Linked DNA regions of Homo sapiens: region 1 is linked to region 2. Evidence: chromatin loops called from intact Hi-C (ENCODE). Cell type or tissue: MCF 10A. All regions are shown on one strand. Region 1 overlaps LOC105378178 (a long non-coding RNA gene). Region 2 holds the start of LOC107984701 (a long non-coding RNA gene).

Evidence for each region. A loop is a pair of places that touch in the nucleus more often than their neighbours do. Peaks named below come from ENCODE experiments on the same cell type or tissue, not always from the same donor. Only the 100,000 strongest peaks of a DNase experiment are listed, where the experiment ranks them.
Region 1: a loop joins it to region 2, with 6 times the contacts of the local background. A loop is called at or near these places in 2 of 110 quality-filtered maps.

The regions. Positions count from the first base shown.
Region 1 is chr14:49,171,635-49,176,634 of GRCh38, reverse strand. The region is part of intron 1 of LOC105378178 (a long non-coding RNA gene); the gene reads left to right. Among named protein-coding and RNA genes, the nearest start is that of RPS29, 410 kb to the left of the region's middle. In MCF 10A, a CTCF peak has its summit at 2,685 (motif pointing right); a DNase peak (open chromatin) is centred at 2,684.
Region 2 is chr14:49,548,064-49,553,063 of GRCh38, reverse strand. It overlaps LOC107984701 (a long non-coding RNA gene), which reads left to right and starts at 2,413. Exons shown (of 3, transcript XR_007064154.1): 1 at 2,413-3,215. It also overlaps the pseudogene RNA5SP384. In MCF 10A, a CTCF peak has its summit at 2,042; no DNase peak of the experiment used is centred here.

The DNA.
Region 1 (5,000 bases), 380 kb after region 2:
CTTTTTCATCTCTGATTTTATTTATTTAGCTCTTCTCTCTTATTTTCTTAGTCTAGCTAAAGGTTTTTCAGTCTATCTTTTCAATAAACCAACTTTTCATTTCATTGATCTTCTGTATTTTTTGGTCTCAATTTCATTTATTTCTGTTCTGATCTTTATTATTTCTTGCCTCCTACTAATGTTGGGTTTGATTTGTTTTTTATTGTCTAATTCATCATTAGGTTATTTGAAGTTTGTCTACGTTTCTTATCTAGGTATTTATTGCTATAAACTTCCCTTTTAGTACTGCCTTTGCTGTGTCTCATAGGTTTTGGTATATTGTGTTTCCACTTTTATTTATTTCCAGACATTTTTAAACTTCCTTCTTAAATTCTTTATTGACTTATTTGTTGTTCAGAAGCATGTTGTGTAATTTCCAAGTATTTGTATGGTTTCCAAAGTTTGTCTTATTATTGATTTCTAGTTTTTTTTTCTATTTTGGTCAGAATGGATATTTTATATGATTTCAATTTTTTTGAATTTGTCAAGACTTGTTTCATGGCCTAATATGCAGTCTAACTTGCAGAGTACTCCCTGTGCTGATGCTTTTTATTTTTAGCATATCTATTATAGATTTTTGCTTTGTGGTTAGTAAGAGGCTTGCAAATAACATCTTATAGTTATAGTATGTTATTTTAAACTAGTAAAAACATAACTCTGATCACAAAGAAAAAAGAAATTTCTTTTTTGTGTGTAAAGAAAAAAATTCTATACTTTAACTTTATCCCCCCTTACCTTTTAGACTTTTGTTGTCTTTACTTATATCTTTTATATCGTCTATCTGTTAACAAATTGTTCTAATTATTATGATTTTGAGGCATTCATCTTTTAGTCTTCATACTAAAGATATGTGTGGTTTATAACCACAATTACAGTAATAAAGTATTCTGAATTTGTCTGTGTACTTACTTTTATCAATGAGTTTTATACCTTCAGATGATTTCCTGTGGCATGTTAGTAGCATCATTTTCCTTTGGATTAAAGAACTTTTAGCATTTCTTGTAAGACAGGTCTGTTTGTAATAAATTTCCCCAACTTTTGTTTGTGTGAGAAAATCGTTGTTCTTTATGTTTGGAGAATTTCTTTTCTGAGTATAATAGTCTCAGTTGGAAGTTATTTTTTCTTCAGCCCTTTGAATACGTTGTTCCATGTTTTCTTGGCCTGTAAGGTTTCCACTGGGAAGTTTGCTGGGAGATGTATCAGTGTTCCTTTATATGTTATTTGCTTCTTTTCTGTTGCTGATTTTAGGATTTTTAATTTTTTTCTTAATCTTTGAGAATTAAAGTGGGGCCACCACCTGCAGTTACCCTTTTGAGGAATGGGAAGCCCAGAACTTCATTTCCCAGAATCCTTCTACTTCAGATTCCACAGATGAGAGGAATTCATAGAAAATTTGGGACAGGAAGAGAAACAAAAGTCATTGTCTACTCCTTCACTCAATCTCCTATTACTCCTCGCTTATTCACTCCACTGCAGCCCTCCTCTTTACCTATCTATCTCCCAACCTCTCAACCTGTTTGCTGTTTCTCAAACACTTCAATGATACTACCCCCCAGGCATTTTTCACTCAATTATCCTTTTACCTGGACTGTTTTTTCTCTAGATAGTCACATGACTCTCTCCCTTACTTCTCTCAGGTCTTTGTTCAATTATTCCCTACTACCTGAAATCTTCCCTGAGAACCTTATTTAAAATGACAAAACCCATTTTGGCATGTTTCTATCCCCTGTCTCCTGCATTATTCTTTTTCATAGTATTTATCATTATCTGATATATATATATATTTTACTTGTTGATTAATTCTAGTGTATTTCCACTAGAATATGAGCTTCACAAAGGCAATTATTTGTGTCTGTTAATTACTGATTCCCTGGTCTAAAAGCAGTATCTGGCTCAAGTTGAGCACTCAATAAATATTCGTTGAATAAAGAAAGAGAGGCTTTGAGGTAGTCTTATTTGGGTGAAAATTTCTTGTTGTTCTTTGACCTTCATTTACCTGTGTATTTATATCTTTCTCTTTGTTTGGAAAGTTATTTTTTTAAAATTATTTCTTTGAATTAATTTTCTACCCTGATCTCTCTCTATATCTTTTTTTGAGGCCAATAACTCTTAGATATTCCCTTTTGAGGCTAATTTCTAGATCTTGTAGGTGTACTTTATTCTTTTTCATTCCTCTGCTTTTTTTCCTCTGACTGTATTTTTTTCAGATAGCTTGTCTTTTAGGTCACTAATTCTTTCTTCTCCTTGATCAATTCGTTATTGAGACATTCTGTTGTATTTTTCAGTTTGTCAATTGAATTTTTCAGTTCCATATTTAAAAAAATTATTTTAATCTCTTTGTTAAATTTCTGTGATAGATTTCTGAATTTCTTCTTGTGTTAGAGGGTGCACACCATTACTCCAGGGTTTTCTGCTGATGCCTTCTTTAGTTCCTTTGGTGAGGTCATTTTATCCTGGATGTTCTTGGTGCTTTTGAATGTTGTTGCTGTCTGGACATTGAAGAATTAGGCATTTTTTTCCAGTCTCGACAGTTTGGTTTTGTTTGTACTGGTCCTTTTTCAGAGGGCTTTCCAAAAGTCAAAGGAGACTGTTATATGTTAACTAAGCCTGTGGTCACTCCAGCGATTTCAGCACTAGAGGGCACCCTAAGCCTAGTTATGTTGTGACTTGCAGCCTCTCAGATACTCAGCCCTGATGCACTTAAGGGAGAATACTCTGGGAAATGATGCAAAATCCACCACTTTCTTCCTTCTCTTTCCCCCAAGTGGAAGGAGTCTCTGTCTGTGCTGGGCCTCCTGAGAATGAGGGAGGGGTAATGTGAGACTGTTCTTCTAACCCTCTTCAATGTGTTCTTTCTTGTTATGCTAAAATCAAGTACTGTAATCTCTCACCTGAATTTTTTTTTTTTTTTTTTTTTAGTTTGTATGAAGCTAATTTCTTGCACGGATAGATGTTCAATTTGATATTCCTCTGTGTGTGTGGGCAATTGCTGGAGGGCAATTTGCTCATCTTGCTTGGCTTCCTCCTTCAATTTATTTTATCAATGTTTTATAATTTTTGGTATACAGGTCTTTTATCTCTTTGGTTAAACTTACTCCTAAGTATTTTTGTGGTAGGATTGTAAATGGAATTGTTTTCTTAAATTCTTTTCATATAGTTCATTTTTATTGTATAGAAATGCTAATGAGTTTTGCCTGTTGACTTTCTGCAATCTTATTGAATTGGTTTATTATTTTTAACAGCTTTTTGATACAGCCTTTAGTGTTTTCTATATGTAAGATCATGTCATCTGTAAACAGAGACAAGTCTATGTCTTCCTTTCCAATTTGAATGCCATTTTTTTCTTTTTCTTGCCTAATCACTCTGTCTAGGACTTCCAGTACTATGTTGAATAGAAGTGGTAAGAGAGGTTATCCTTGTCTTGTTCCTGATTTTAGAGAAAAAGCTTTCAGCTTTTCAACATTGAGTACAATGTTAGCTGTGGTCTTTTCATATATGGCCTTTATTATGTTGAGTTCAGTTTTTCCTATACATAATATGTTGATAGCTTTTATCATGAAATATGTTGAATTTTGTTAAATGCTTTTTCTATGTCTATTGAGATGATTATATGATGTAGCTTTTATTACACTAATGTGGTGTATCACGTTTATTGATATGAGTATGTTAAACCATTTTTGCATCCCAGGGATATAGCCCACTTGGTCATGATGAATGGTTCTTTTACTGTGCTACCTAATTAGGTTTGCTGGTGTTTTGTGGAAGATTTTTGCATCTATGCTCACCTGTAATTTTATTTTCTTGTAGTGTCCTTGTCTGGCTTTGGATTCAGGGTAATACTGGCCTCCTAAAATGAGTTTGGAAGTGTTCCTTCCTGTTTAATTTTTTGAAAGACATTGAGAAGAACTGTTATTAAATATTATTTAAGTTTTTTGTTGAATACAGCACTAAAGCCATCAGGGCCTGGGCTTTTCTTTGTTGGAAAGTTTTTGATTATTGATTCAATCTCCTTACTCATTACTGGTCTGTTCAAGGCTGAATCATGAAAGAATAAAAGGCTATATGTCTCTTGAAATTTATCCACTTTTCTAGCTTATCCAATTTGTTGGCATAATTGTTTATAGTAGTCTCTTGTGATCCTTTGTATTTCTGTAGTATCAGTTATAATGTCTCCTTTTTCATTAATAATTTTATTTACTCGAGCCTTCTGTCTCTTTTTAGTCTAGCAAGTTTGTTGATTTTGTTTCTTTTCAAATACTCTTAAGTTACATTGTTATTTTTTATTGTTTTTCTACTCTCTATCTTATAATAATTACTCAGAATAAAACAAAGCAATGCATTCATTCAAATATAAACAAAATGGAATGCAACTTAAAACAGAAAACAGGTTCAAAATCAAAATTTAACTTCCCATTTTGCTTGTATGAGATCAGAATCAATTAAAAAGCATACCTTTGTCTCCCAATGATAACTGTGCCTTGTTTTTTTGAATTGTTACTTCCTTAATTTTAAAATTGTAAATATTTAAGGTATAAATGATGTTTTGATATATATAAGCATAGTGAAGTGATTACTATAGTCAAGTAAATTAATATATCTATCTCCTTACATAGGTAGATCTTTATTTAATCTTTTTTTTGTAACAAGAATGCCTGAAATTTCTCTTTGTAAATTTCCAGTATGTTATATAATACTATTATCCATAGCTATCATGGCATAGGTTATATCTCTAGACTTATTTATCCTACATAATTGCAACTTTGTACCCTGACATATGACTCCAGATTTCTCTCCAACCCCTACCCCTGGTAACTACTGTCTACTCTCAATTTCTATGTATTTGACTTTTTATTTTAAGATTCAATATGTTAAGTGGGATAATCAAATATTTTTATTTCTGTGTCTGGTTTATTTCACTCAGCATAATGTCCTCCAGGTTCATCTATATTGCCATGAAAATG
Region 2 (5,000 bases):
TGGGGGTAACATATTTTCATTTTCTTCAGGGTCTGCTCTCTGTCATGTGATGCTATACCAGAGTCAGGTTGGAATTTGGTATCTTATTGCCACAAAGAGTCTGTTTTGTCAGTCTTATGATCACTGTTTTAATGTTAATGCTTGTCAGTTGTGCCTAAACTCCAAAAGGGAGGAGGGTGTAATGAGGCATATCTAACCTCCTTTCTGGTCATGGCTGGGAGGTCAGGTTTTCAGGTTTCTCTGTGGCTCCCTTGACTCAGACGGAGTCTGTTCAGTTGGTGCAGGGGCTTAGGATTTCATTTTTTGTTTACAGAAAATGCTCAGCTATCTTTTTGGTTCATTCTTCCCATCTGAGTATTAACGACGCCTGACCCTGCTTATCTTCTGAGATCAGATGAGATTGGTGTGTTCAGGATGGTATGGCTGTAGACTTTTTGGTCCATTTCTTTTTTTTTTTTTTTTTTGAGACAGAGTCTCGCTCGTCGCCCAGGCTGGAGTGCAGTGGCGCAATCTCGGCTCACTGCAAGCTCTGCCTCCCAGGTTCATACCATTCTCCTGCCTCAGCCTCCTGAGTAGCTGGGACTACAGGCACCCGCCACTGCGCCTGTCTAATTTTTTGTATTTTTAGTACAGACGGGGTTTCACCGTGTTAGCCAGGATGGTCTCGATCTGCTGACCTCGTGATCCACCTGCCTCGGCCTCCCAAAGTGCTGGGATTACAGGCGTGAGCCACTGCGCCCAGCCTGTCCATTTCTAGGTCTTTCACATTTTTTTCTGACAAATCACATTGTATATCTGATCACTTTATAATTGTTTCTTGCATTACAATTGCTCACTGAAAACTGCTGATGGCATAGGAAGCATACCTTTTTCCTACTCATTTTAAACTGAAAACATCTTAGAATTAGGTGTCTTAACAGAAAGAAATGTGTGTGTGTGTGTGTGTGTGTGTATGTGTGTGTGTTGTGTAGTGGGGCCACTCTGGAAAAACACAGTAGAACACCAAGACCTCCAGGGCAACCGAGTACAAATCCTTTAATCACAAAGGAGCAATTTCATAGGAAAAGATTCAGGTCCCATGTGGTATGAGAATAACCTTGTCTCTATTTGCCACTCATGTGTTCACACTCTGCTGGCAACAGAGTCCCCTACCCTGAGGGAGATGAGGACATTTATTTCCAGATATTGATGACTCTAATCAAGGACAGCGTTTGTTTTTTTAAAAATTTAGTTGGAGGGATCTCACTATGTTGCCCAGGCTGGGCTCAAACTCTTGGACTCAAATGATCCTCCCATCTTAGCCTCCTGAGTAGCTTGGACTACAGATGTGCACCACCATGGCCGGCTCTAAGGACTGTGATTTCATATGGTCTCAAACCCAGGTTCAGGCCAAAAATAGAGATTTTTCTTCATTTCCTAAGGGATATGTTACTATTGTCTAGGAACAATAATAATTTTTAGTAGAGATGGGTTTACCTTGCTCAGCAGGCTGGTCTTGAACTTTTGGCCTCAAGTGATCTGCCGCCTCAGCCCCCCAAAGTGCTAGGATTACGGGCATGGGCCACTGCACTTAACCCTGGAACAGTAATATTTCTATAATAAACACTATTCTGGGTAACTTAAGGGTATGTCCCATGACATACACAGACGACTAGAAAAAGCTTTCTCTTTTCATCTAAATTGATAAGATTTAGTCAAACGACAGATGGATGAATGCTCAGTGATTTATCTGTTGGCCTTTCACGTTAACTTTACACAGTTTAAGTCCAAAATCTGCATTCCAGATACTTGAAAAGAAAGAACACTGTTCAGTTGACCTTTATTTAACAAGAAGAAATTTCAGCTGGCTCAGGGGTTTCTTACAACGTTGTAGATTGACATTTCATACAAGGAGGAGACATGATGATTACTGTTATTGTCGTGTGTGTGTGTGTGTGTGTGTGTGATCATTGAACATTTAAGTAATCTAAACCAAGGCATTTTAAACCAAAGCAGTGCTTATCCCTAATATACCCCAGGAGTATCTCATGAACAGCTATATAGGCTTAGGAAGCTAGATGGCAGAGTAATCACACAGTTAAAAGGCTTTATATGCAGTTGCAGGGAAAAACTAAGCTTTTCTTCAATTAAAAAAAAGAAGACATTCCTGCTTACCTGTCTGAATGGTAAAAAAAGGTAGTCTAATATGATGATTTAAAAGGAACAATTTTTAAGGTTAAAAAATCAGAAAAATTTCCCTTATGTCAGAGATTTGATAATAATAACCAACTTCATGCATTAGCGTTCTTTAAAAGAGTAATGGAGTGCATTTAGAGGCGTGGACTTGGCAGCAGCCTGAATGAGTAGTCTCTCTTAAACCTTTCTAATGATTAGCCTGTTACTTAAGTTTCTACCTATTATATTTCTTTCTTTTCTTTGCGGCTCTCATCTGTAAAGTATGTATCAATACTTTACATTATGATGATCAGGAATAAATCCAAATGACTTGAAAGTACCTAAGATAATTGATGAAAAGGTTATGCAACCAGGGGGAAAATATAATAAGTTAATAGGTACCTAGAGATCAGGAGTTTGAACTACCAAGCTTCAGATTCTCAGTCCTGTGACCTTGGCCAGGTTGTGTAACTTCTTAAATCACTGCTTTTTTTATTAGTAAAAATGAGGATCATAATAGTACCATGTCATAGACTTGTCATGGTTATTGTGAAGATTGACCACCATTATGTTGTAATATAATAAGAAATATATATTTAGTCTCTGCCATTTGATCCCGGCACACAGCTCCTAAATCCCTTGAAATCCCTTAAGTGGTAAGTGTCTTTTTGTATGCTAATGACATGACTGGTGGCCCGGGCTCTCAGCCTTAGGAGTGGGGGTGCTGGTTGCCAGGGATACCAACCATGTGATTAGAGCCTTGGGGCTTTCAACCTCACCCCTCAACTTTTAGATAGGGGAAAGAAGCTGAAGGTTAGGTTGATCTTCACTGGTCAATGATTCAATGAATCGTGCCTATGCAATGAAGCCTTCATAAAAACCCAGAATGACTCAGCTTGGGGAGCTTCTGGATAGCTGAACATGTGCAGATGCCTGAAGCCTGGCTCGCCCAAAAGGGCATGAAAGCTCTACGCCCCTCCCCTGCACCTTGACCAATTCATCTCTTCCATCCAGCAGTCCATCTGTATCCTTTGAATATCCTTTATAATAAGTGGGTAAATGTAAGTAAGGTGTTTCTTTGAGTTCTGTGAGCTGCTGTAGCAAATTAATCGAACCCTGGGAGGAAGTCATGGGAACCCTGATTTACAGCCTTTTGGGCAGAAGCACAGGTCACAACCTGGGGCCTGCAATTGGCATCTGAAGTGGGAGGCAGTCTTGTGAGAGGAGCCCTTAACCTGTGGGGCCTGATGCTATCTCCAGGTTGATAGCATCAGAGTTGAATTGAATTAAAGGGCATTTATTTGGTGTCTGCTGGAACACTGATTGCTTGATGTGTGGGAAGAAATCCCCAAACACCTGGTGTCAGAATGTTTTGTTGAGTCTATGAGAAAAGGAAAAACACTTCTTTTTTTTTTCTCTATCTCTAAGAACCACAGTTCCTGGTGTGTAGAGAATAGTCTGTACGTGATAGTTATTGCTACTACTGCATTTTGTTTATGTAACTTTGCACTTAAGTATACACATTTCTTTAAATCCTCACAACATTTTATCAGGTAAGTATTATTGTCTTCATTTACCTATGGTTGAGACTAGGTCAGACGGGTCATCAGCTTGAAGTGGGAGCCTGGAACTCATCCAGACCCAACTCCATGTCCAGAGCTCTTCCCAGCCACCATTCTGCTTTCCAAAAACAAGAAAAACTGCAAATGAAGAACCTTGGGTTCTTTTTGAAATGCAAGCAATTCTAAACTCTCCAAGAAGTAAAACCTCTTAAGGCAAGACAAGGTAGAAAAAGATGTCCACTAGCAAACCATTCAGAGAGCTGGGGGTCTGTAGGATTAGGGAATACTTATGATTCAGGTGCACAGTATGAACTGCCTGGAGGAGTGGGCAGAGCGTGGCTCAGTCCAGGATCTTGGTGAGCCTGCTATAAGGTCTTTGAAGGCAGATATCATCATCTTTGTACTCCCTGTCTTACTGCTTGGCACAGTAGGTGCCTCATAAGTGTTTGTTGACCTGTACGTACTAATACCCTATGAAAAAACTTCTATTATAATAACTATGTTGGGATGGTGTAAAAATTACTAATGTGAGAGTGTATTAGTCTGTTTTCACACTGCTGATAAAGACATACTTGAGACTGGGCAATTTACAAAAGAAAGAGGTTTATTGGACTTATAGTTCCACATGGCTGGGGAAGCTTCACAATCATTGTGGAAGTCAAGGAGCAGCAAGTCATGCCTTACATGGATGGCAGCAGGCCAAAAGAGAGCTTGTGCAGGAAAACTCCCCCTTATAATAACCATCAGATTTTGTGAGACTTACTATCACAAGAATAGCTTGGGAAAGACCTGCCTCCATGATTCAGTTGCCTTTCACTGGGTCCCTCCCACAACACGTGGGAATTCAAGATGAGATTTGGGTGGGGACACAGCCAAACCATATCAGGGAGTATTCACGGACATTGCATCCCCTATCCTGGAGCCCATTGAAAGAATTCTGCAGGGGCCAGCCCTAGTTTCCTATTGCCTTCTCTGCTGGTAAGTTTTCCTCTCTCTCTCTCTCTCTCTCTTTCTCTCTCTGTGTGTGTGTGTGTGTGTGTTGGACAGTTATAAATTAGACCCCCGTATTTTTCTGCTCAGGCTGCCATAACAGAATACTACAGACAGAGTAGCTTAAACAATAGAAGTTTATTTTCTTATAGTTCTGGAGGCTACCAGTCTAATATCAATGTGCTGGTCGAGTTGGTTTCTGGTGAGAGTTCTCTTCCTGGCTTGCAGATGGCTGCCTTCTCGTTGTGTCCTCATAGTGCCTTTGTGTACATGTATTTCCAGTGTCTCTTCCTT